Regions from separate parts of the Homo sapiens genome. Here regions 1, 2, 3 and 4 are each linked to region 5. A link is a loop called in an ENCODE intact Hi-C map of the cell type or tissue named here. Cell type or tissue: Caco-2. All regions are shown on one strand.

The links. Hi-C counts contacts between places; a loop is a spot of excess contacts. Peaks named below come from ENCODE experiments on the same cell type or tissue, not always from the same donor. Only the 100,000 strongest peaks of a DNase experiment are listed, where the experiment ranks them.
Region 1: it touches region 5 in a loop (2.6-fold over the local background); 8 of 110 quality-filtered maps call a loop at or near these places.
Region 2: a loop joins it to region 5, with 2.5 times the contacts of the local background. A loop is called at or near these places in 8 of 110 quality-filtered maps.
Region 3: a loop joins it to region 5, with 2.3 times the contacts of the local background. A loop is called at or near these places in 2 of 110 quality-filtered maps.
Region 4: a loop joins it to region 5, with 2.3 times the contacts of the local background. A loop is called at or near these places in 4 of 110 quality-filtered maps.

Annotation. Positions count from the first base shown.
Region 1 is chr12:16,187,873-16,192,872 of GRCh38, forward strand. SLC15A5 (solute carrier family 15 member 5) reads right to left here. Exons shown (of 9, transcript NM_001170798.1): 9 at 613-1,943. The coding sequence ends at 1,796. All of the region lies in intron 1 of LOC101928362 (a long non-coding RNA gene), which reads left to right. Among named protein-coding and RNA genes, the nearest start is that of SLC15A5, 87 kb to the right of the region's middle. In Caco-2, a CTCF peak has its summit at 2,135; a DNase peak (open chromatin) is centred at 2,189.
Region 2 is chr12:15,977,106-15,982,105 of GRCh38, forward strand. The region is part of intron 5 of DERA (deoxyribose-phosphate aldolase); the gene reads left to right. Among named protein-coding and RNA genes, the nearest start is that of DERA, 68 kb to the left of the region's middle. In Caco-2, CTCF peaks have their summits at 2,183 and 2,392; DNase peaks (open chromatin) are centred at 1,727 and 2,206.
Region 3 is chr12:16,290,382-16,295,381 of GRCh38, forward strand. No RefSeq gene overlaps it. Among named protein-coding and RNA genes, the nearest start is that of SLC15A5, 15 kb to the left of the region's middle. In Caco-2, no CTCF peak of the experiment used is centred here; no DNase peak of the experiment used is centred here.
Region 4 is chr12:15,908,855-15,913,854 of GRCh38, forward strand. DERA (deoxyribose-phosphate aldolase) reads left to right here and starts at 2,478. Exons shown (of 9, transcript NM_015954.4): 1 at 2,478-2,560. The coding sequence starts at 2,530. RefSeq lists enhancers at 2,168-2,912, 2,913-3,656 and silencers at 2,336-2,395, 2,416-2,765. In Caco-2, no CTCF peak of the experiment used is centred here; DNase peaks (open chromatin) are centred at 2,417 and 3,237; H3K4me3 peaks cover 2,223 bases.
Region 5 is chr12:16,345,291-16,350,290 of GRCh38, forward strand. It overlaps MGST1 (microsomal glutathione S-transferase 1), which reads left to right and starts at 2,355. Exons shown (of 4, transcript NM_020300.5): 1 at 2,355-2,420. RefSeq lists enhancers at 1,445-2,374, 3,305-4,234. In Caco-2, no CTCF peak of the experiment used is centred here; a DNase peak (open chromatin) is centred at 2,331; H3K4me3 peaks cover 2,290 bases.

The DNA.
Region 1 (5,000 bases), 160 kb before region 5:
GGCAGTAGAGAAGAAACTGCTGTGTGAATGCATCCTGTTCCGAATGGAAGCCTGTGTAGTTACTGCAATTTAGCTAATCACGAGTGTCAACGCCAACGTGAGGATTCTAAGCTCTTTTGGTGTTTGCTTTGGGTCAACTTTATAATTCTGTAGATCTTTCAGCTCTAAGGACAAGTGAAACCACAATGAGCACCTTTTTCTATTATGATGTAGAAATTAAGGAGATGAAGGCAAATTTGTGGGGAGGGGGAGAACAAAATAAAGCAGGCTCCTTTTCTATCAGTAAGAGGGACTAGAGCTTCTCACTTGTACTGAGGTGAAGTGTTTAAAGATTTCTTGCTCTTGTGAGTGTTCATTAAACCCAAATTGCAAACTTGGCATTTAACCTTTTGCAGCAAGGAAAGCTTCTAAGGAATATTAGGGGTCTGCCTCACTGTTTTGCCAGGAAACAATTGCTAAACAGAAAGGATTTGAAAAAGTTGCAGGAAACGAATTTATGCCTGTACCAGCAAGTCTTTTCATTTGTCCTCAAACAAAAAATAGTTTGAGTAACAGAAACACCTGGTGCTTTACAGCTCCTCTTTTGCAATTAAAAATGCGTAGCATACCTAATCAAGTTGAGTAAATCTTTTATTCTACAGACCTAAAATATTTTATGTATACACAAGGGAGGTGCATAATTGCAGAATAATTTGCAGTCAGCTGATAAACTCACCTGTCCTATCCAACATGAATTGTCCTGGAAAGCAATGGCTTTTAAACCTTAGGGAACATGAGAATGATTTGGGTGTGCTTATTAAAACCACCAATTGCTGGACCCCAATCTCAAAAAAAGATTTGAGTTAAGGCAGTCTGTATAGGGGCCAGAAAGATTCACCTGTAGCAAGTTGTCCTCAACCAAATGTTGACAAATACTGCTACTGAGAAACAGACTTTAATTTTATTTGATTTTTTAAAAAATGAGTTTCCACATATTTTTGCTTATGAAAGAAGAAACTCTTAGAAGATAATTTTCTGAATGCATCTGAATTGGCAGTGGAGACCGAAAGATGTTATTCATATAATTCCTTTAAGCATCTCTATTTGGTTTGGTCACTTACCCTCCTCTCAGCCCCCTCATTTTATCTTCCCTAATTTCCTTCTTTCTTTTAATTCCAATAATTCCATAACTTACATTTATTTTTCAACTTTTTTAGTATGCGGACATTCTCTTTGTTAAGGACATCTATTTTAGTAATACTGCTTTTAAATTCAGAGAAAATGTCCTTAATGAAGTCATATTTTGATAGCATAATATTAACAGCAAATATAGAAAATCATGTATATGTTTATTATTTACTCAGTTATATACAGTATATGGTCACAATGTAATAAGGTCACGTGTAATAAGGGATCACTAAGTGTATTGAAAGAGAGTATATTAAAATACTGTCATTTTGCTTCTAATGACTCATTAAAACTCCAAAAAAAAGGTCATACGCTTTCAATGGCTGAACCATTGTAGAAAGCTGTAAGGTATTATTGGTGTATAGAAAACTGTCATTTTTTTTGTCATAGAGTAATCACTGAGACTTTGAAATTATTTTATTAATTCTAATGCTATAACATGTTAATGCAAAAGCATGACAGTTTACTAGAAAATTCATAATTAGTCTTTGTAAATAAAGTATACAGATGATATTTGTAAAATCACCTCTGTATATATTGGCTTTTACACTAAAACACATAAAATGCTCAACTGAAGAAGAAAACAATGAATACTGTTCTCATAAGACAGGTAGACTCAAACACAGTTTCATAGGGCTGTCTCCCAAAGATCAATACTTGAAGAAAATTCCTGTATACTGCCATAAAATTTCAGAGATTTTTCGTGGAGGAGAAGTGTTTCTTCAAGATTACTTCCACGGATGTTCTGGGCATTAAAATGATTTAGATTACAATATCTAAAAAAGAAAGAAAGAAAGCTTTTCTTAGGACCAGATGTAGATGAATTGATAAATCATTTGCTTCCCTCCTGCGCTTGTCTACCTTTTATGATGGGCTCATAGATACTGGCACAACAGTGACGATTATTTAAGAGCACTGCTCACCAAAACAGCCTTTTTAAAAGGACAAAAGGAGTTTTTGTGACTTAGTAAAGTGTCTCATAAGGACCTTTAGGTGGCGCTTTTTAACAACCTGCTACGCTGTCTTCAGTGCTGACAGAGAGATGGTGAGAAGGCTGAAAGCCTATTGACTTGACAGATTTCATGGCGGTCAGGATGCATAAGAGGTTTACTGGGAATTTGTAAATTCAGTGCTGAGATTATGTGGAAAGCACCATTGTCAAAGAAGGAGTCTATGAATATATTTCTAGAATGTGCACTCTCCATCCCCAACCTCCAGAAAAACCTGCCTTTCCAGTGTCTTCTAAGTACCAGCCCCATGCAAGGGTGGGATAGAATCATCCCATTTCACAGATTAAGAAACTGAAGTTTCCAAGAGATTAAATAACTTGCTTAAGGTTCATAGAAATAGTAGTTGGCAGAGTTTGGATTTGGAACCAGAACTTGATTATTCTGAATCCTGGCGCTTTTCCTCCATGGCATACTGCCTCTAAAGACAAATTACTTTCTTAAACACTTTCGGGTAAGTTCCAGCAAAATAGGAACTTCAAATTGCTTTATTCACTGCTTTATTCCCAGTGATTGATACATAGTAGATGTTCAATAAATATTTGTCAAATGAACAAATGAATATCGGCTATAAGTTTAATTTTATCACATACACATAAGTTTCAAAAATAGATGGGGTCAGTCATCTATTTTTGATTTGTGAAGGTTTCAAAAGTTAATTTTACCTTCTTTTCCTTCTCAGTACATTACTAAAAATAACTGTAACTGTAACTCTAAGAGAATGAATACTGCCTGAACAACTCTGGTCATTTGTCTCTGATTTATGTCACTTTCAATAATTCTTACAGCATAGACACAAAAGATTACTAGAATATTTGACAAAACAAGTGCAATATCAACTTTATAACATGTGTTTCACAACACTGGAAGGACAGTGGTGTTAGTTATAAAAACAAACACTCTCTGCCCACTCCCTCTCAAAACACCTGAAATTTCTTTTTATTTTAGCACCAAATGTGGGATAGAATACATATTTATATAAAGCACTGTAGACATATTTACTTTCATCTACCTACTTCCTTCACCCCTAAACTGGAAAGCCTCGAGTATGACATGTCACTAATGCAGTATTTCAAATTTGATTGTGGAGGGGTTGTTTTCAGTTTCTTTGATGTGGTACATGTGACAGGTAAGTCTGGCCTTATATTTATGGATAATTCCTAGCTTTATGCAGCTGGGGATTTGAGATAATGTCCCAGTAACCCTCACAAGATTGGTTTGGTTCTAGGACTTAACAATAAGATTGTATCAGACTAATATGAACTTGGCTGTGGGGGTGTCTAGGGTGCTAAAACAGACCTCATCCTACCTGTATTTTGGTGAGGATGTTGTTTCATAATTAATACACTGTCCTCAAGATCTTGAGGACAAGAATAAGTTGGGACTGCCTTGTTCTTGATAGATTTGCCACTATTACCTGGCTGTGAACAGATACACCTTTGGGTTTGATAAAAAATGGGATTGTGATTGCATATGTGCTGAGATTAAATATGATTTGACTTGTAAGTAATGTGTTTCAATAATGCTGTCCCTGGGACATCGGTACTTTTCCCCATTTCTTTGCATGCTTATTGTTCATTAGTGTTTGACAAAAATAATCAGTATAGAAAAAAATCGGAATCATGCGCTCCTCACTGCAGACACTGGTCTTTCTCTCTCAGGTTTCATACTGTGTCTTGCTTAACTCTTCTGACTTGGCCTGTCCAATCCCAATGGCCAATAGGTCCCCAAGGCAGCATGTGCTTTGGCATTGATGTCATTGGTTCTAGCTGCTTAATCTCTGGAGGCAAATTTTCCAGAATCTCCTTACTTCTGACATGTGACATCCATTCTTTTCCTGTGGGGTGCTCGTCAACAGGTGGTAGTGGGTAGAGTTATTTTAACTGAAGGAAATAGTTTTCTCCCAAACCAAGTTAGGAATTGTCAGAGAGCAAGAAGGCAGCTCTTCTATGGCACCTGGAGGCAGCATAGTATAGAAGTGTAGAAGCATGGGCTTCAGAGACAAATTTGGGGTTGAATCCTAGTTGTGTGAACTTGGTCAGTTTATTTAACTAGCTTTGCACTTTAGTTTTTTGATTTATAATGTAGAATGAGAAGATCTATATGCCAAGAAGGTGGTGGGGAGTAAGTGCAGTTGTTTGTGTGTGTATAGCATGCCACCCAAGAAACACAGGCTGCTCAACACATAGAAAATTAATTTCTTTCCTTCTTGCTTTGTTTCTTCCTCTCTCTCTATCTTTATTCCCTCCCTAAGAAAGTATGCAGGAGAAGAGAAAGTAGATAGGAGATGGAGAAGATTTGGTAAGAATCAGATTCATTTCTGAATGAACTTTACATTTTTACTTAGTCACTTCTCATCTTTGGTTCCTCCAATCTCTGGTGTGTTGTATATTTTTATTCTTACCTCCTCCTCTGCACTCCACGCCACTATTTCTCACTTCTTTACAGGAACTCACTAGTTCCACAATCAGAGAGAAGGAATCACACTTGAATATTTTAATTTGGGCCCTAGATGTTAGCTCCATGTAGACTACAAGTTTGCCTGTTCAACTCTATTTCTCTATTGCCTGGAACAATGCTTAGCATGTTGGTTGAGTGTATATATTAATGAGTAAATCCCTGGGCTAATAGATTCTGGGTCCAGTGCCATTTCTACCTGAACTCTGTGCATGACTGCGGTCATCTTGGCCACACCTCAATGTAAGTCTAGGAGAAGAATAAAAAGGAGGAAGAAGAGAGCATATGGCTAGGCATAAGACCATTATAATTACAATTGCTAACACTTCAGAGCATTTACTCATCCTCACAAAAGCCTTATGATACAGT
Region 2 (5,000 bases), 370 kb before region 5:
CATTTTATGCAGCTTTTTTCCCCTAGAAGAATGAAAACCAGGTCCTAGGATTCTAATGCCCATCTGTCAAGTGAGTAGTTTGAACTAGAAGGGAGTTGACATCCTTCTACGTTCTGAGTTTTGACGAATCTGTTGCTCGAAGCACTGCAATGTATTTCCCTGGGAATATGTTGTAACTGCAGTGAGTGTACACGTGCATGCATGTGTGTGTGTGCTGGGATAGAGGCAGAAAATTTTGAGGAAATACAGTTTTATTCCACGTATGAAGACATGACTCCTCCTCTCTGTTCTATAACTGACCCACAGTAAGATTTGGAGCAAGTCATTTATCTCTCCACATCTCACTTTTCTTTCTTTCTTTTTTGAGATGGAATTTTGCTCTTATTGCCTAGGCTGGAGTGCAATGGCGCAATCTCAGCTCACTGCAACCTTCGCCTCCCAGGTTCAAGTGATTCTCCTGCCTCAGCCTCCAGAGAGTAGCTGGGATTACAGGCATTTGCCACCATGCCTGGTTAATTTTTTGCATTTTTTTAGTAGAGACGGGGTTTCACCATGTTGGCCAGACTTGTCTCGAACTCCTGACCTCAGGTGATCCACCTGCCTTAGCCTCCCAAAGTGCTGGGATTATAGGCGTGAGCCACTGCACCCAGCCTACATCTCATGCTTCACATGGGAAGTGTGGAGGTAACTGCAAATTGTCTCACGATGGATGGTTAAATAGCGTGTGGAGAACACTGAGCATTTTTGAGGGAAGAGGCTTTGAAAACGTAGGGGATTTCTCATCCTTTAGAGTAATTATTCCTCATGAAAAATTTTTTGGAAAGGGCATCTGTTGAACTTATTGCTTCACTTGTAATTTCCTCTGTGTATGTGGTCTAGCAGCAGTTATAATAACTCCATACCCCACCATTGTCCTTTCCTACCAACATAGGGGAAAACCTGCTCATTCGTTTTTCCATTGTTTGGCTTATTTGTATTGAAAGGAAAGTGTCAGCTGAGTTTGTTAAAGGACATAATTTGAGATTGACTGGGTTACATTTCAGCCATCAAGCCACTTTGATTAGCATATGTCATTCATCTAGTTTCTGAGGTGTCTATCATGGTACTGTCAAAGTCCTCAAAACGACCTAAACACTAATAATGCTTCTTTGTGGTTTCTATGGCTTGTGTTGGAGTGAAGTGGTCTATTTTTTCTTATATGTAAGACTGGCAAATTCTAGTTGTGCTTTCATAAGTATTAGGACAGTGCTTGCTATTTTTTGTTCGTTAAAGTTATTTTTGGGTTTCTGGAAGTGTATAAGGGAAAATATGGGAAGCTAGTATTGAATGATTAACTGCCTACTAAATGCCTGGTTCTATTCTAGCAACATATATTATTTAATCATCACAAAAATATGTGAGCAAACTGAGCCTCCCTAAGTAATTAGGCTTAGAGAAATCGAATAATTCCTAAATGTTTACACAACTAGCAAGTAGCAAAAATGTCTTATCTCAAGAGTCTGTGCTATTCAAAGTAGCATGGGTTCTTAGCTTAAAAACAAACTTGTTTGTGATATATAGTAAGCCGTTTCCCCCAGACTGTTTTTTTAGGGGCCCAAAGAGGTTTTATTTTATGTTCTTCAAGGAACATAGATCATGGTGTCCTCTGCTTTTGTAAGTCCCTCTGTAATCTGAGCCTGATAAGCACTGAATAATAACAGGAACACCATCACTGCTGCCACCAACAACTTTGAAAACAGGAACTGACATTCCTTGAGCATGAACAATGTGCTGGATATTGTCCTTATCTATTCGTGTGTGTTAACCTGTTTGAAAATAACTCCGTGAGGTGTGCATACTTCTATCATTCCCATTTTGTAAATGAGGAACATGGGACAGGTTTAGAGTTAAGTAACTTACCCAAATCAAACAATAAACTAGTAGTAAAGTTGGGGTGTGAATCCATATACTCAGGAGAATCCACATTTTTGTCTACAATACTATACTTCTTCAGTAAATATTCATGAGTTGAAGAAAACCAATTCTGATTAAGTGAAGCTGAAAGGGAATTTATTATATTAGGAAGACATAAAGAAGCTCACTGAATAAGTAGGAAGCCTTGCTTGGAAAAAAAGCAGGACCATGAGGGAATAAGGAGCAGAGAACACAGTCAGATTGTGCCACAGGAAGAGCTTGGGCCCAGGGCCACTGCTGGTGCTGCTCCTACTGGCCAGCACAGGTACCACACTGTTGGCTGGTGGCTGGCCCCTGGGACACTGGACTTTTGGATCTCCTGCTATTGCTGATGCCACAATAATAAAGAAAATATCTAACTATTCTTTCATCTTTGCCTCACTCTTTAAGATTCAAAGGCCTGAGTAGAAGCAATCACTTGATAGAGCCCAGGTCACATTTTAAAAAGACCAGATTTGGTATAACTTTTGATTTAATTGTTCTGATATATTTTGGGCAGAATGGTAACAGAAAGAAATGACAACTTTCCACCTGTTGAACCTTAAAGATTAAGATATTTTCTCAGAAAAACTTGATCCTGTTATGTGGTAAAATAGGCCAGTAAAATGATTTTAGAAATTGGCAGTTAAAGAATGAGAAGACATTGGTTGCATATTTGTAAATCCAGTTATGCTCTAAGTGACCACTTGCAGTTCATTCTGTTTGGATCATGGATTAAAGAGTATAACTTCCAAATGACTGAATCATAAAATACCTCTGGTTTTCGTGGTTAATTTTAACTATACTTCAAGAAATTCACTTGGCATCAGAAGGTAGTACTCTAGAAAAAGGATGGTGTTTTTTTGTTCACAAATATGGTCGTGATCAGTGTTTTAAGAATTTGTTTTACAGGCCAAAGTTCACTTTAACAACTGCTGTAATAAAATACTTTCCAGCCTTGTCTGATGGCTCACTGATTGTAAGCAGTAATCCAACAGAACTTTGGTTACTGGAACTGGGTCAGGCCATGAAATAAGATTTGACTTTTATAACACAACACTTAGTGGAAATTCATTTTACTAGAATTCTGAACTTAATAATTAAACTTTTTGAGTGCTTATAACATGTCAGGCAGTATGCAAAGTACTTTGTATATCTCTCTCTCATTCCTGGTAACCCTGTAAAGTAAATATTATTGACACTTTAAGGATGGAGCTGATGCTGACAGAAATAACTTGCCTAAGGTCCCACAGGAAATGATGGAGTTGGGTTTTAAATCTGCATTTGTCCTACTCTAAAGCCTGCTTTTAATGACAACACTATTTTGTGGAAGAAAATCATTAATTAAATCACAAGTTAACTTGGATTAGCGTTCTTGGATTTTTAGATCAGAAGATTTTCCTTGTCACTTGTTCTTAGAAAACAAGTTTCTTTTTTTAGATTCAATAACTTAAGAAATGTCATTCCATCCAATTCATTCTCTGAATTAAAAGAATATAATTTTTTTTTTCGCTCCATAGTCTATTACTATTTTTAACATTCTTACACAGGTTGTCATATTGGAGGCATAAGTAGGATGATTTTCTCCCAGGTTAGGTAGATGGGCAGGGTAAGGTAGGTGGTGTGGCATCTCAGATCATCCCTAGTACTCAGAACTGCACGTTATTAAGGATCTGTGAAAATAGTCTGTTCTTTATTGAACCTTCTGTGGGTACCATCTCTCAGTGGTAACAAACTTTCTAAACTTACTGAGCATCTTGGAATAGAATATTTGCTTTCATTTCTCTTCATTTTTCACTTCTGAGCTTCAAGTTCATGTTTTCTGTGATTGAGAAGGCAAGCTTTATTTGGCTGTTATAACTTGTGGTTTTAACTGAGACTAATTTTTCATTTTTCTAAATGTACTTTACTAAGCCTGTGAATTATAGAACTCTCATTTTAGCTTTAAGAAATGCTTACCCCAACCCTTATTATGAATGTTTCCCTCCTGCTTGGTTTACTCTGTATGTTTATAAAACTACTTCCTATGGGCCGGGCACCGTGGCTCACACCTGTAATCCCAGCACTTTGGGACGCTGAGGCAGGCGGATTACCAGATCAGGAGATCGAGACCATCCTGGTTAACACGGTGAAACCCCGTCTCTACTAAAACTACAAAAAGTTACCCAGGCGTGGTGGCAGGCGCCTGTAGTCCCAGCTACTCGGGAGGCTGAGGCAGGAGAATGGCGTGAACCCCAGAGGCGGAGGTTGCAGTGAGCTGAGATCACGCCACTGCACTCCAGCCTGGGTGACAGAGCAAGACTCCATCTCAAAAACCAAAAAACAAAAAACAAAAAAACCTACTTCCTATGAAAGATACTCAAATACAAAGGAAAGAAAAAGCCTTGGTCTTGTTACCATGGCAGTAGCCTGAGTTCAAGAAATGATAGTGGCCGGCCTGAAAAAGCCAAAATTCACTAGTATCATTGACAAAAGACTTAAATAATTTTTTAAAGATTTAATACACATGATTTTGGTCTAATTTGCTTACTAAAATCCTGCTACCTTTCATGTAAAATGTTACCTTGAATATGAAATATGAAATAAATCTGGGCCCAATGTGGAACCCTCCAAAGCCAGATGTGGTACTGGGGTCATGGGCTCAGGGGTTAACAGATTTAAGGCAGCATCTCTGAGCCTCCCTGCAGAGATGGCTTTGTACACATGCGTCCAGCACTACCTGGCCAGGCCTAACACTTTTTAGTCAGATATATAAACATACTCTGGCAGGCAGTGGGGCAAGCTGCTGTGTCTTTATTGTCATGAACATAACTCTCAAGAAAGGTGTGCTTTATATCCAACCAAAGAACCTATTACTTGTGAATGGAAGAATTAATAAGAACCTAAGATTTTTTTTTATTACTTTGCAAAGGGGTACACCACTGTATGTATGGTAGCTACATTTGTTTTTTGTTGGAAGCAACCATCATATGGACAAGACAGAAATTATTTATAATTTGCATGTCATTATGATATTTAAAAAGCTCTATGTCTCTGGACCTCAGGCCAGGGCTTAGAAACGGTTTCAT
Region 3 (5,000 bases), 55 kb before region 5:
CATTTTGGCCAAGTCCTTTATGTTACATTGTTATACAGCTGAAGATCTGAGAGGTAAATTGACTGGTCTAAGCTAACTTAACTAATTAATAGGTTGTTCTGCAATAAAATTCACGCCCCTTGGCTGCTAATCCCATTTTTTTCTTCAACATTGTAATTGGATAAAAATCTGTCCTAGAGCTTTGAAGTTTGAGTATCTTAAAAATTAGAAATTGACTTGGACCAATAGAGTGTATGCCTAATCAAATCCATAATGCTATAGAAATGCTTTTAGACTTAGTTCTTCCACTATCTACACAAATTCGCACAATTAACTTCTTAGGACCTCAGTTTCTTATACAGTGACTTAAGGGCTTTGGATTAGATGATATTTAAAACACTCCAGTTTTCTGAGTCTAAGTTCCCTTTCTAAAGACCCTGGAAATTTACAAGAAATAAATCTTTTTCACAGTAGTAATAGAATCATCTTCCTATAAATTTTACTTTTCATATATGTAAACTATGCACAGGGCATAAGTAAGATTTAACCATTTTGAAAGATTCAATTACCATGGTTATGGCTAGATTTCTATCTTTGTAGTACCCTCCCTGTGGATCCAATTTGAGAGATGGACACAGAGGAAAGCAAAGGAAGAGCTACTCCATCTTTCTCTCTTCCTGCACTCCATAGTTCAAAAATTATCCCTGGCCTTTCAAAATGTATACAGAAGAAAAAAAAAACAGAACATTTAAAAATATATAGTTATAAATAGCTCTTTGGTTCTGATTTCATTGTTTCTTCAAACTCTGCACATTTTATTCTGGGGACTTTATTCACACACATGTAATTACCTGAGCTAAGCAATTTTTCATACTTTTCAAGGCTCTTGCATTATTGCACCTGTACGACGACGGCTTTATAATTCAGTAGTAATTGAACAGCAATTATTTTCCATGATGCATGTACATTTTTATATCAGATTGTTGGCAGATATTCTTTATGATGTCGTTTTCACTAATGAGGAAATTAGAGTAAGTTATCTCATAGAGTGAGATGTCTTTTTCTGACTCATTTCCCAGCTCTTGACATGGATTTTAGAAAAGTTTGTATATTGTAAAACAGCATATACGAATGGGAGCAACATTGGTTCTGGATCTATGGGGGCCAGGAAGAGCAGTGAACTATTTTATAGGTCTAGTAAGGTCCTGTCTGTTCCATCCATATGATGGACTCTGACAGCAAATTTACATATGCATGAATGTAAATATTTAGATTGTAAAATTCTAAGAGAACAAAGACCAAGCTTTGTACTACTTTTAAGCTTTTCATCATGCTCACTCAGCCTAGTATAGGTCCTCAGAAGGCACAGACTGTCTTAATCGTTTGGCATAAGACAAGAGAGCAAAGAGCTACCATAATTATCCAATAAACTCAGGCACCAAATCATTTTGATCGAGACCATTTGCAGCCAACAAAATTCAACATTTTTTGAGCACTTGCTATGTCAGACACTCTGCTCGATGGTGTGGTTTCTAAGGTGAATAAGACCTGATTAACTTTCATTTTCTTTAAGCAAGTATGTTATGTTTTAGATATGCCATATGTATACATATAAGCATGATAAGATTACTTCATTCATTCAAGAAACATTTATTTAACACCTGCTGTAGGCTAAAAAATGTACTAAGTAGGAGGGACCCAAAGAGAAAGACATGGATTTTGCCTTCAAGGAATTCATAGTCTCAGGGTTGAGACAGAAATAAGTACATATAAATACAATTAGAAAACCGTGAAAATTGTTCTCAGAGAGGTACGCATGGGCACTGTGGGATAGCGGATGAGGTGCACCTTAATGAGATTGTACAATAAAAACTTTCTGGAGAAAGTGATGTCTGCATGAAATCTCAAGGAAGAACAAAGGGTTGTCTAGGACAAGAAGGTAAAGCACATTCCAGGAAGAGGGGAGAAAGGGCAAAAGGCAATGATATGTGAAAGCAAATAGAAATTGAGAACGGTAGATACTTTTAGCTAGTTCTAGAGCATAATGTGAAGAGAAGGAGTGGTGAGAAATGATTTAGATGGGACAAAATTGTGGAGAGCCTTGCCAGTCATGAAGAGTTTAGATTGTATTCTCAGCTCAGTGGGAAGCCATTAAAAGTTTTCATCTGAGGATTAGTGGGGTCAGAACTACATTCTAGAGAACAAAGGGAACATTTTTCTAGCAGCAATGGGAAGAATGGACAGGAGGTCATAGTAACCGGGTAGTATGGAACTAATCTTTGTGATAAGTGATAGGAGCCTATTAACAGGCATTATAGGAAACGGTACAGATTGGTGAATCATTAAGGAGGGAAAATTTACAAAAATTTCTGACTGATTTAATATCTGTGCTAGGGGAGGGAAAATCAATCTTGATTCCCAGATTTCTGGCTGGAGAAATTTCACAGTGCCATTCCCTGAGACACAGATGAGTGAAGACGGTGGTGGGTGGTAGGAGATTGGGTGGGGGTGAGGGAAAAAATGAACCAAGTGTTGATATATTGCTTTGGGAAGCCTATGGGACACAGAGAAAGAGATGCCCAGACAGTTCATGTCTGAAGTTGGGGAGACCAACCTGGGCCAGAGATACAGATTAAATAAGAATCATCTGTTTACTGATGGTAGAGGGAGCCAGACATAAGAGTGGTCGAGGTCACTAAAGGAGGGTGGGAAGAGTAAGACAAGGGAAAAGCAAGGCTTCTTGGAGGATTTCAATATTTAAGACAGAAAAAACATTGCTTATGTGGGAAAGTAGGAAGAAATGAGAATGGCAGGAGTGGTATTGCCAGGTAGACTTAGGAAGAACTGAATAGTCAAATGTGAAGTTGATAATAATTAAAATGTACTTATTTGATTTAATAATAACCAGGATATTGATGTCTTTGGTGAGGGATAAATTTCATTGGTACATTCAGTACTACACTCAAGGTATTTTTAAAGTGCTCAGGAAGACGGAGAAGTTGATGAATTCCCCTGAGATGAGGAGACATTCAGGTGATATTTGAGCTGGACATGAAGAAAGTGGGAATTTGTTACGTGGAAAAGGTAAAAAAGTGAATTCCATCCAGAAAAACGACCTGAGCCTAAGAAACGTGATATATTCGAGTCGAAGTTTGGCTTGAAATAACCTGACCCTACCCCTTTCTCCAAGCCTCCAATTTTCCATGTGTACCCCATTGATCAAAGTTAAGTAGAAGGAAGTTGTAAGAGAGTTTCAGAAACAGTTTGCAGAGGTCAGCCTCCCAGTTATAGATAGCAAAATAGAGGAAAGGCTGGGAATAGACCTGAGAGAAAGTAATGCTGGAAATAAAGAGAAAAAGGTAAACTCAACAAACATGTCGTAGGTATCAACATCTAAATATGTTAATTATGTGGACAGGGCCAGGAATATTGGGCCCGGAGGGATATATAGACAGTGACTGCATATTCCCCCTGTCTCTGCCTCCTCTGCCATCGCACACTTATTTGGGTGAATGATGTTTAACTGGGATGGAGAATACAGAGGAAAAAGCAGGTTGGGGTCGGATATTTAGCTTGAATTTAGGCATGCTGGTTAGTTACTGAAAAAAATTCAGATCATGTTAAAAATACATCCTGGGGCACAAGAATATGAATGATAATGATGTTCATTTGGGAATCATCAATGTATAATCATTACAGCCAGTGAAATAAGTGAGGTCATCCAGGAAAAAATGTGTATAGTAAGAAATGAAAGGCCACCAACAACAAACCTTGTGAGAGACCCACACATTTTGGATTAGATATTTCTAGTATGTTTTCATTACTCACCCTTCTAGATTCTGATGTCACTGTGGCCAAAGGTATTCATAAGTAGCTAAGGGAAATGGAAAATCAAGTCTGTTCTAACATTGCTAGGTATTCTAATGTTTCTTTTAAAAATGAATCTTCTACTACTGAGAGAAAAAAAGGTTTGATTAATTCTTTATTTGCTGTATTTTTATTTTTCTTACATAAAAACCACAGTAATGATTTGAGACACATCATTTCATCATCTCATTTCCAGATACCTCCTTTTTGGGGCTTGTGTACATCTAGTCATACCCAGTTAATCTACTTTTAAAAATATACTTTGGGCCTTACTTTGGCCACCTCTACTGAGAGAAATCATTGACTGTTTCTTGAATCTCTTTATGCTATGCTGACAGTCTCCATTTAACACCCAGAGAGCACAGAGCATTTAGTTGTTGCATTCCCTTACATTTGCAATTCATTTTCTGTGTCAATTCATGTGGTTGATATTATAAAAATCATTTTAAACCTAGTTTAACTTTTCTTTTTTAACGTTTGGCTTATTCATAATTTTATGAGCTATAAATTTTATTGCATTGTGAATTGCTTTTCCCATCTGCAGATAATGCTGAGGAAGTCCTTGGAGGAATTGCTTAGGATGTGGTAGAAAGTGAAAAGAAAGGGACTTCTGTTGTGAATTGGTACATGTTAGGCCAAAATGTATCCTTGAGTAAAAAATAACCAAAGAGGAAAGATTTGGGCTTTGTAAATCTGGTTTTATTTGAAGTATTCACTCTAGTTGAACAGGTACACTCTGTCCACAACGTGCAAAATGAATCTAAAATTTAACACAATTGCATGCTTTACTGAAACAGCTCTAACTAATTCAAATGAAGTCCTTCTCAGCTAAGGATTTTCTTTGGTGTGAATTATCCAGAGAAGCTGTCAATAAGAATTAAAAAATTGGGAAAATGCAAGATTCTATTTTTCTTGTGACATGCTGACTTAGTCTTGGTACAGATTAAGACTGGGGTTATTAAGGTCATACCAAATATTTATCGAGTGTTGCAGGATTCTTCATGCCCATATTTTATCATTAAGACAAGGCAGAAACTAAGTGCCAGAAATATGTATGAAAAAATTATATTGATTGGTTTCATGTTGGGTTTATTTATATTGACAAAGTCTAAATGACGCAAAGGATATTGAAGAAAAAGTGCGATGAATTTTAG
Region 4 (5,000 bases), 440 kb before region 5:
CTCTTGTAAGAGTCAGTTTGGGCTATGGCTCCAGATTGGCATGCATAGTTTATTTTCCTCTGCTTCTCATTGGTGGTTCTTTACGTTTAGTTTGCATAAACATTGTTTGAAGAAATATTAAAATTACAGATTCCAGGGTCCTAGATACTCTGATTGAGTAGGGCTGTGAGGAAGCCCAGAACTGCTTTAGAAAAAGCTCTTGGGTGATTCCCATGTAGTGGTCTATAGCTCTTTCTTTGAGGGGACTTGCCTTAGGGATACTTCAGAAGTTTCATAAGGCAATAAATGTAAAAGGAATCTTCACAAAATGAAATATAGGAACATTTCTCTGTGAAAGAAACTCATTTTTTGCATACTATCCCTGCTGTCTCTCCTAATGTTGCCAAATTAACATACTTTTAAACTGCAGAGATTAATTTGAGATTAATACATTCAACAGGTCCATTTTAGAAAAAGTCCTTGAGAAATTCTTGACTGATACATTGCTAAAACATTGCTTTAAGAGGCTGCCCTAATTCTGATTTTTCAACTAATTTAGGATATCACAATTTAAAAACAAACAAACAAACATTTATGTAATGAATGGTATGGAATCTGGTTTGGAGTTGTGTTTACTTCTAAAAATAGAATTTCATGTATTGCCTTTGTATCTTCTAGAGATGTGAATGATCTCCAGCCAGAGACCACCAGTAACACACCTACAAGTGGACAAAGTTGTGTTTATTGACATTGTAACAAGGGAGAATGCTTGCCATGGGCACCTAATGTGAGGTGTCTCAGTAAGAGGATGTTAGAAACTACATAGGATTTGGGCCTGTCGTAGGTGATTTGGGGAAAGTTCAAGGAAGGATCTGGACTGGATGATGGTAGGAACTGGTGATAGTAGTGCATCTTAATTCTTATCTAAAACATAGGAATGGAGTGAAGCTAGAACTGATTGGTAAAGAAGTCATAATAGCTAGGATAGGGGCTATTTGAACAATATTCATGGTTTTCTATTATCAGACATGATTATGATTATGTTTTTGTTGATTCATTGTGGTCACAATGGCCTTGGCTGATGCTGTGCTGTGAAATTGTATACGTTTAACCAGGGAAAACCATGGTCCAGTTGTGAGTTTCAGGCCAGCTCCAGGCTTTCAGGGCCTGCTTTTCTCTTTTTCAAGGTTAATATAAAAAAGAAAAGTGCTATAGTATGTATGAGTAAGATCTACACACATCCGAAACATTCAACAGTGGCTGTGTGTGGACAAGGCTGAAAGCTCAATGTAGAGGAGTATACAAATATTACTATTCCTATTTAAAACAGCTCAGTAATTACTGTGTGAACTTGACAATAACATTAACAGCTTCCATTTTTTAAGTATCTACTGTATGCCATGTTATGTACTAGGTGCCTTGCATACATTCAACAGCTTTGCAAGGTGAACATATTTTGATCATCTCCACTTTACAGGTAAGTAGACAGACTATTATTTCCAGAACTGCCAAGTTACATTTATTAAATGGAAGAGCTGGTATATTAATGGGTTCAGCTCATTTTGAGCTCACTGTATTTCCCCTATACCAGGATGCCTTTCTATTCAGAACTTTGATGTCTAAAGTTACAGCAATGGAGATAAAATACATTATTGGCAGGATTGTTCAGAGACTCAAATGCTATCATACATCTATATATGATGTATGAAAGCACCTAGCACAATAACTGGCTCATGGTAGACAAATCATAACTAACTGTACTGTTTTCATAGCAGAGGTGCCTCTAAACGTGAGTACAGATAAGTTAACTATATTGAGATTGTGGAGTGACTCGACGATTTTAACCTCTTGGTCACAGAGAAATCAGGCTGAAGCATTTTACCTTTATAGAATCATAGTATTTTGAAGAACCAAGAAATTGTCAAGGTCTTCTTTTACAGATGAGAAAAATGAAGCTCGGAAAAGCAGTTAATTTGCCCAGGGTCACACATTTAATTATTGCCCGAGCTTGGCTAAGAAACCAGGTCTTCTGACTCCTAAGCCCTTGCCTTCTTCAGGCCACATAGCTGCTTCTTTTCATGATGTGTAGATTAGAAAAGTCAGTGTGCCCCGGGGCCCTTGATTGCACCTTGGTTTCCCTAACAAGGATATGGGATCCCTGCTGACATTTCAGACCTTAAGTTGCAGAGCTCTGCACTTGGATCTTCTTCCTTCTTGTTATATAATCTTACAGTTAAAAGTTTCTAGGAATATTTTTATTACGTGCAATTGGCAACTTCAGTATTTTTTAAAGGGTGTTGGTAGCATTATTTCCGGGAGCTACTTAGCGCTCCGGTTCGGTACCTCGTGGAGAAGACGGGGGAGGGGAGCAGCGAGATTTCCTTGCGGAGCAATATTCCTAGGGTACAGACCTCGTAGCCCGGGCCCGCGACTCCGCCCCGGGAGCGGGCAGGGGCGGGGCGAGCGCTCCAGCTGGCGGGAAGGAGGAAGGGCCGGGCGCGGCGCAGAGGCGGGCGCCTACCAGCCGGCAGCTCCGGAGCTGCCCGCGCCATGTCCGCGCACAATCGGGGCACCGAGCTCGGTAAGGGGCCCGCGGGGCTCCCCATCCCCTCTCCCTCGCGTTCAGCGCCGCCGGGACTAGCGCGGGGCCTGCTGCCGCCCAGTGCCCTGGCTGTGGGTCCCCGAGGGGTTTTCGCTGGGGCGGGAAGCAGTGGCGTCTGGTCAGCCCTCACCCCAAGTAAAGGCCGAACCCGGCACGTTCGCGCCGCTTGTCTTTGCACCTAAGCTTTTACTCTTGTATGCGGAAGGAGTAGGAAAGGGTTAGATTATTATCTTCCTGCCTTTTCGTTCACTCTAGCTCGCTGGTTGGAAAACCCAACAACCCAAAAAACAAAACCCAAAACAAACAACCCCCAAGCAGGTAAAAACAGATAAAAACCTTCTTTCTCCTCCTTTTAATAGAATACTTGTGTAATTTAATGCAGTATTTCCGTAGATAATTTTAACCGTAACCTTGAAGTGGCCGTGCTCGTGGAAAAGTTGTCAGCCGTCTGTGCTCAAAATGTAACACTGCAGATTCATGGGATTTTAGAGTTACAAAGATTTGTTAAAGTACCTGTATTATTTCCCAGTTTTCATCTTTTTTTATATTGTTCAAATACTGGCAAGAAACCTTAGTTCAGATTTCTTTTTTTTTTTTTTTTATTGATCATTCTTGGGTGTTTCTCGCAGAGGGGGATTTGGCAGGGTCATAGGACAGTAGTGGAGGGAAGGTCAGCTGATAAACAAGTGAACAAAGGTCTCTGGTTTTCCTAGGCAGAGGACCCTGCGGCCTTCCGCAGTGTTTGTGTCCCTGGGTACTTAAGATTAGGGAGTGGTGATGACTCTTAACGAGCATGCTGCCTTCAAGCATCTGTTTAACAAAGCACATCTTGCACCGCCCTTAATCCATTTAACCCTGAGTGGACACAGCACATGTTTCAGAGAGCACAGGGTTGGGGATAAGGTCACAGATCAACAGGATCCCAAGGCAGAAGAGAATTTTTCTTCAGATTTCTTAACATGTGAAAAATTTATAATTCAAACAGCAAAACCATGATCAAGAGAAGGTTTAAGCGTCTCGTTTAAGTATTATAGCTTGGATATCTGTGTATCCAGGATCTTTAACTTCTTACCTGTGTGACTTCGGACAAATTAATAACTTTGCGCTTAAGTTTCTTCATCTGTAAAATGGTTATTTTAGTGGTAGTTACCTTATAAGGCCGTTAGGAGATTAAATAGGATACATGTAAAGTAGTTTGGTATATTGTGGACACCTAGTAAGTCTTCAGTATAGATAGTATTAGTATATGGAGTTATGGTTTTAGGGGCTAATTTTGAGAAAATTGGCTGTAAATTATATGTAACACATACAGGTAGGTCCTTTTCGCCCTCCTTAAAAGTGACTGGTACTTAAACAGTCTGCACTTCCAAGAGGTGTTCTGGATTTTTTGTCGAATGGTAAGAGAGTAAATCTATCATTTTAAAGACAGTTGATTTACTAACCTGGTTGATTTTGTTTTAGTCACTGTCCTCTAGCTGATTATGTTTTAAACTCTAGTCCTATCTCTGGAACGTGGTCTTTAGTAATAACGGCATTATTTCTTAGATTGGAATATCCTTGAAGGTGGTGGATATGGGGCAGGTTTGGGGTGGTGTCTTACCTGGGTATTCCCAGGAATATGACCATGTGACTATGCATACATCAAGGATGTGCCCTAAATTTCCCAAAACTTAGACATTTTAAATTTTTCTTTCAAAAAACATAATTGAACCATTTTTAAATTTATTTATTTGCAGTAATTAGAATCAATCACTTCCATTCATTTGTTGAAAAGTAATAGACATAAATAATTGCCAGGTAGAACAATAGTAAATGTGGTTTTTATGCAGCTATCGAAATGATCATAGCTTTGTATTTATTATCTTATTTGTTAAAATCAGATTTTTTTCCTTCACGGGTATTAATCCTTAATCCAAACAGGTTTAAACTGAAATGCTAAAATAAGTTATTTGAATTAGGTACTAGGGAAAAAAATCTTTCAGTATTAATTTATGCAGTATATTAACTGATGATTTTTAAAATAGTTTTCTAATTGAAAGTCTTTTTAATAAACATCGTAACTAATTTCTAAAATAAATTAACATTTTTGCTTCCCTTTTCTTATTACAAAAGGAATTCATGGTTATTGTAAAAATTCTAGAAAATACAGTTAGCACAAAAATGTTGTAATATTATTACTAGTCCAATCACTGTTATTTATGATTTGGTGTATGTACTTCTAGTTCATGGACTTAAAAAAACATTGAGTTCCTTTGAGACTAAACCTGACCCTCATGATTAAAAAGTCTTTAAGGAAAACATTGGCATTTGGATGTATGAAAGATGTTTTCCAAATAGGGAATGTACCCTCTAGCTTTCATATTAGAGGATGGGGCCCAGCATTCTGAGTTTTAACAAATCCTGTGGGTAGTACTGAAGC
Region 5 (5,000 bases):
GCTCTCCTCACCCCAAATCAATGACCTTTTAAACTGTTTTAATATTTACTAGGGAATTACTTGTTCTGAGGCTTGGATTGAGTTTCTCTAAAAGATGGTATTCTAGAATTTAAATGGTGGTGAGAGGAAGGGTTGAAAAGCTGAATCCATTCTTTTACCCAGACGAAACTAAGCTGAATAACAACTCTCTCTCTTTCTCAATCATTTAAGAGCTTATAACAAAGATGAATATAAAGTGTCAATTATTTTACAACTTTTACCTGTTACCGCCCTAGTTCACACCCCAACTGTCATTCTTATTTCTAAATGGAAACTTTCCTTCCACAAGCTTAATGGCAACTTTTTACCTTTTTGGCCTTTGTGTTTACTAGATTGTAAAATCCTGGAGGACAGCTCTTTGACGTTATTTATCTTAGTTTTAGATTTTAGCATCAAACCAAGTACATTGCATTCATTTAATAAATGTTTATTCAATTAAACCAACTGCTAATATTCTACCCAATACAGTGTCATATATATATCCGTATGTATATATATAATATTGCCTGATACACACAAACACACACACACATATATATATGTATGTAACAGGCAATAATTGTTCGTGATTTAGTGATAGTAGGAACTCAGTATTTATTCATTGATCAATTAATAGTTTGAACACATTCTATATTTAGAGCATTAGATGAGTCAAGTGCTACTTTCTTTTTTAAAAAAATGTTAGAACCAGCTGGACGCAGTGGCTCACGCCTGTAATCCCAACACTTTGGGAGGCTGAGGCAGGTGGATCACGAGGTCAGGAGATCAAGACCATCCTGGCTAACACAGAGAAACCCCGTCTCTACTAAAAATACAAAAAATTAGCCAGGCGTGATGGCAGGTGCCTGTGATCCCAGCTACTTGGGATGCTGAGGCAGGATAACGGTGTGAACTCGGGAGGCGGAGCTTGCAGTGAGCTGAGATCGCGCCACTGCACTCCAGCCTGGGCTACACAGGCAGACTCCGTCTCAAAAAAAAAAAAAAAAAAATGTTAGAACCATTCAACTAGCATTCTGTAGACCAAATTATCTAAACAGTAGCTCTCCTCTTCCTTTTTCTGCCATGTTATCCATAAGATTTGGCCTGTATCACCTTATAATAAATGAAGAGAGTCTTAAATTCTTATAATACCAAACTCCTTTGGAGAGAATTCAGAATAGATTTATGTCATCTCAAATTCTATCCTATTCCAGTTAATGTTACAGACAGATTCTAGTATACTTTACAAAGATAGGTGAATAAGTAGAGTTTTGAAAAGATACAGACATAAAAGTGAAGAACAGATGCCTTCTGATGCTAGATTTTCCAAAACTCCTACTGTTATGCTTATATAGAAATCATTCTCAGACCTTCCTTGGATTAATTTCTGTTCCTAGAGCAAACTGGTAGTTATTTCTTTCTTTAATAGAACATGAACTTGTCCATCACATCCTAGAAAGTTAGTCCTAGGGATATCCTTTAAAGCCTAAAGGAGTAAATTAAGAGCAAAAAAAGGAAGTAGACCTTGCAACAGGTGGTGAGTGTCTGAGATATAGCACTAGGAGAGAAATAATATAGATTGAAAACAGAAATCCTTAAACATTTCTCATATAAACCCATGAAAGATAGATCCATAAATATTGTGGGGACTATGGGGACTAGGAAGCTTGGAAGTATCCCTAATCTAGATAGTGATGGTAGGCTAAATATCTACGGCTTCCGTAAACGTTCCTCTAAACCTCCCTGTAAAAAACACACTAAGCTGATTGTGTAATGAGCTGATCCAGTACAATTGCCTCCAATTTCATTCTGGACCCTGAACAGGAGGGGACATCGTGACAAAGCAAATTGTCTGGTATCATGAATTTGGAACACCGTAAGTGATCTTTACTGAGGGTTACATTCTGTCATTGTCAGCCTTTTAAGGAGGCCTTGCCACCAGCGCAGGGGAGGTGAAGTCTAAGGGAAGGTAATATTGTCAATGCCTGCTAATTAGTTCTACCCTGGAGATTTTAACTTTCTGCGAAGTTTTTAAAAACAACTTCCAAAACTCTGCTGATCCTGAAATGTTCGAGAATTCAGAGTTCCTAGACAATGGCTACTGTCCCCCTTCCCACTGATTAGGGGAGTTGGCATTTCAGGAACCAGAGTTTCTAAGGGCGCCAAATAGAAGGGCTCAAAGGGAATCAGCAGGCGATGGTTACTGTGGGCGGGTAAATCAGGTGATTTAGAGGAGGGGTTTGGCGAGGTTGGGGTCGGGCTTTAAACGTGGGAGGGCTAATTAACAGGAGATTAACTGGAGAGGGGCGGTGCCTGCGTCCGGCCCGCGCGGCCACAGTCCCTGCATTGCGCGCGACCCGGCGGCGGGACAGGCTTGCTGCTTCCTCCTCCTCGGCCTCACCGTGCGTACTGGGAGGGGAGAAGGGGACCGCATGCAAAGGGTGGCAGGCAGGGAGGGCCAGGGTGGGTGGCAGATGGAAGACTTGGGGGGGTCTCTGCCAGCTGGAAGTGCTTGGCTCCACTTAGCAGCTAAACTTAGCTTTTCAATCGATCGCTTTTGAAAGGGAATTGTATTTCTGTCCCCGTGCGGGTAAGTTTTCCCATTTCTCAAACTCCAGGAATGAAACGAGAGAGTCTTTTCATGCTTGAGTGATGATTTCCAAACTTAGCCTTTTCAAGTCAAAGTAACCTCCTGTTTGAAAGGGTCCCTTGAACTCTGGGGAAGGAGGAAAAGGCACGTGTAGTAATGGAGGAAATGCCTGTAGTTTGAACGACTGCTGTTCTCCCCAAGAGTGCAAAAGCCTGCGATGTCTCAGGTTTCATGGGCATAGTGGCCTTTATGCCTATTGTAAGGCAGGATTTGCTCTTCTGAGTTCACTTTGATAGGAGAAACATCAGCAAGTTTTAAAATAATACTAAATAATACTACTGCTAATAATGCTAGCTATCGAAACAAGAGGATGTGGGTTAGATGATAATATTTTTGTGTGATATTATAGCCAGTGACAAGAGAGCTAAGGGTGAGCCCCTTGGGACGGTTCTCACCTGTGCCCCACTTCCCCAGTCTGGAGGAGGAAGCCATGTGGAAGGAGAAAAGGAGAAGGGAACTCTCTTTTTCGGGAATTAAGGTGTCATATATTGCTCTAGCTGGCTTGGGACAGAGGAGAGAGGAGTGCATGTAAATCTTCTAGTCTCTCTGCTTCTCTTGAAATGTGGCAGTCTGAGCTCCACGTTTATATTCCCCTATTTCTTCTCCCTAATTTCTTACCCAGTGAGTGCTGAGTGGGTGCCCGCAAGCATTGCTGTATAGCACCCAGGCCTCCAGTGAGCAATCCTTAAAGCCCAGTTTTCCTGGGGTCCCAGCCTGCTGTGAGTCCCAGCCTACACCTACCTTTTGCATATGCTTTTCTTGGCCTTAGGATAGTACTGGACTTTGTTGTCCTCTGCTGTTTCCAAAATAAGAGGGCTATGTGTGCGATTATCTTTGGTAATTAAAAAAAAAAAAAAAAAAAAGGCAAATCAGTCCAAATTTGGATATTACCCTCTCTGGCAGACGAGTAAAATTTTTCTACCGCTTTGTTTTAGAGTGGTGTCTATGAATCCCTGAGATTGGAAAAGGAGGTCAGGTCAGCACAGAGAAAGGCCTTACCCCACCACTCTCCCGAGAGGCACCAGCATTTCACCTGCAGCCTCTGGGCTCTGAACCCCACTTTGCATGAGACCACATAGTGGGCTGAGTCTGCAGCCACCACGATGCCTTCAGGAAATGCTAGAATTCATCTAGAGTTCCAGATTAACGTATCCGCAACATGGCCACCGAATTATCTTTTTTCTTTATCTCATGTGTAGTGTTTGTTAGTTTTAGAAGGTACAAAATTGCAGAGTCATGGCCCTGGGGATGCGTGCCCAGATTATTCATGTGTTTCACAATATTGATGCAGAAAGGCTGGCCACCTCATCCTGAGAAGAGAACTTTGCTCATTTTGGCCAAAAGCCTGTAAAGGGAAAGGGCGTTCCTCAACTGAGAAGTGAAGATTCTTCTCTGCTAGATAGTACGGGGGTTTGGGGGGAGGGGTAGAAAACAGGAATGAGATTTGACAAGGAAAGGCCTCCAGAAGACCAGAGCTGTTGAGAATTCTTAGCCTTGATGGTGGGTAGCCCAGAGGTAAACACTTGAGAAAACTAAGTTGCAGTCTTGGTCTCTCCACTGTGAATTTGGGTCATATTACTCACTACTTTTCTGGGCCTTAATTTCCTTACATACTAAAGGTAGAAAAAAATATTATTTGCTCTACCTCAGGATTTTTCGGGTCAAGCGAGATAAAATATGCAAAAGCTTTTTGAAAATTCTAAAATCCTCAGTGCCTAGAACAGCGCCAAAGTCGGAAGTTTTTTATTTACCAAACACACAGCATTTAACAGGTCCCAGAGCTTCTTTTTTTTTTTTTTTTTTTGAGACGGGGTCTCGCACTGTCACCCAGGCTGGAGTGCAGTGGCACGATCTCAGCTCACTGCAAACTCCGCTTCCCGGGTTCACGCCATTCTCCTGCCTCAGCCTCCCGAGTAGCTGGGACTACAGGCACCTGCCACCACGCCCAGCTAATTTTTTGTATTTTTAATAGAGACGGGGTTTCACCATGTTAGCCAGGATGGTCTCGATCTCCTGACCTCGTGATCTGCCCGCCTCCGGCTCCCAAAGTGCTGGGATTACAGGCATGAGCCACCGCGCTCGGCCCCCGCTTTTCTAACTTTATTCAGCTAAGGCTCACAAGAATCCAGTGAAATGGGAGTTCTTATTCAACTCCTTTCACAGGTAAGGTGAAGAGGTCCCAGAGAAGTTAAGTTACACTTACTAAGTGGCAGGGTCGAGATCCACCCGAATGCCAATCTAGTTCCAGAGTTTTGAATACTTGACACTCTACCCCATGTCCTCTTATGAAGAAGTCACCTCCACATTAGGGGACAGAGCTCTGGTCTCTGGC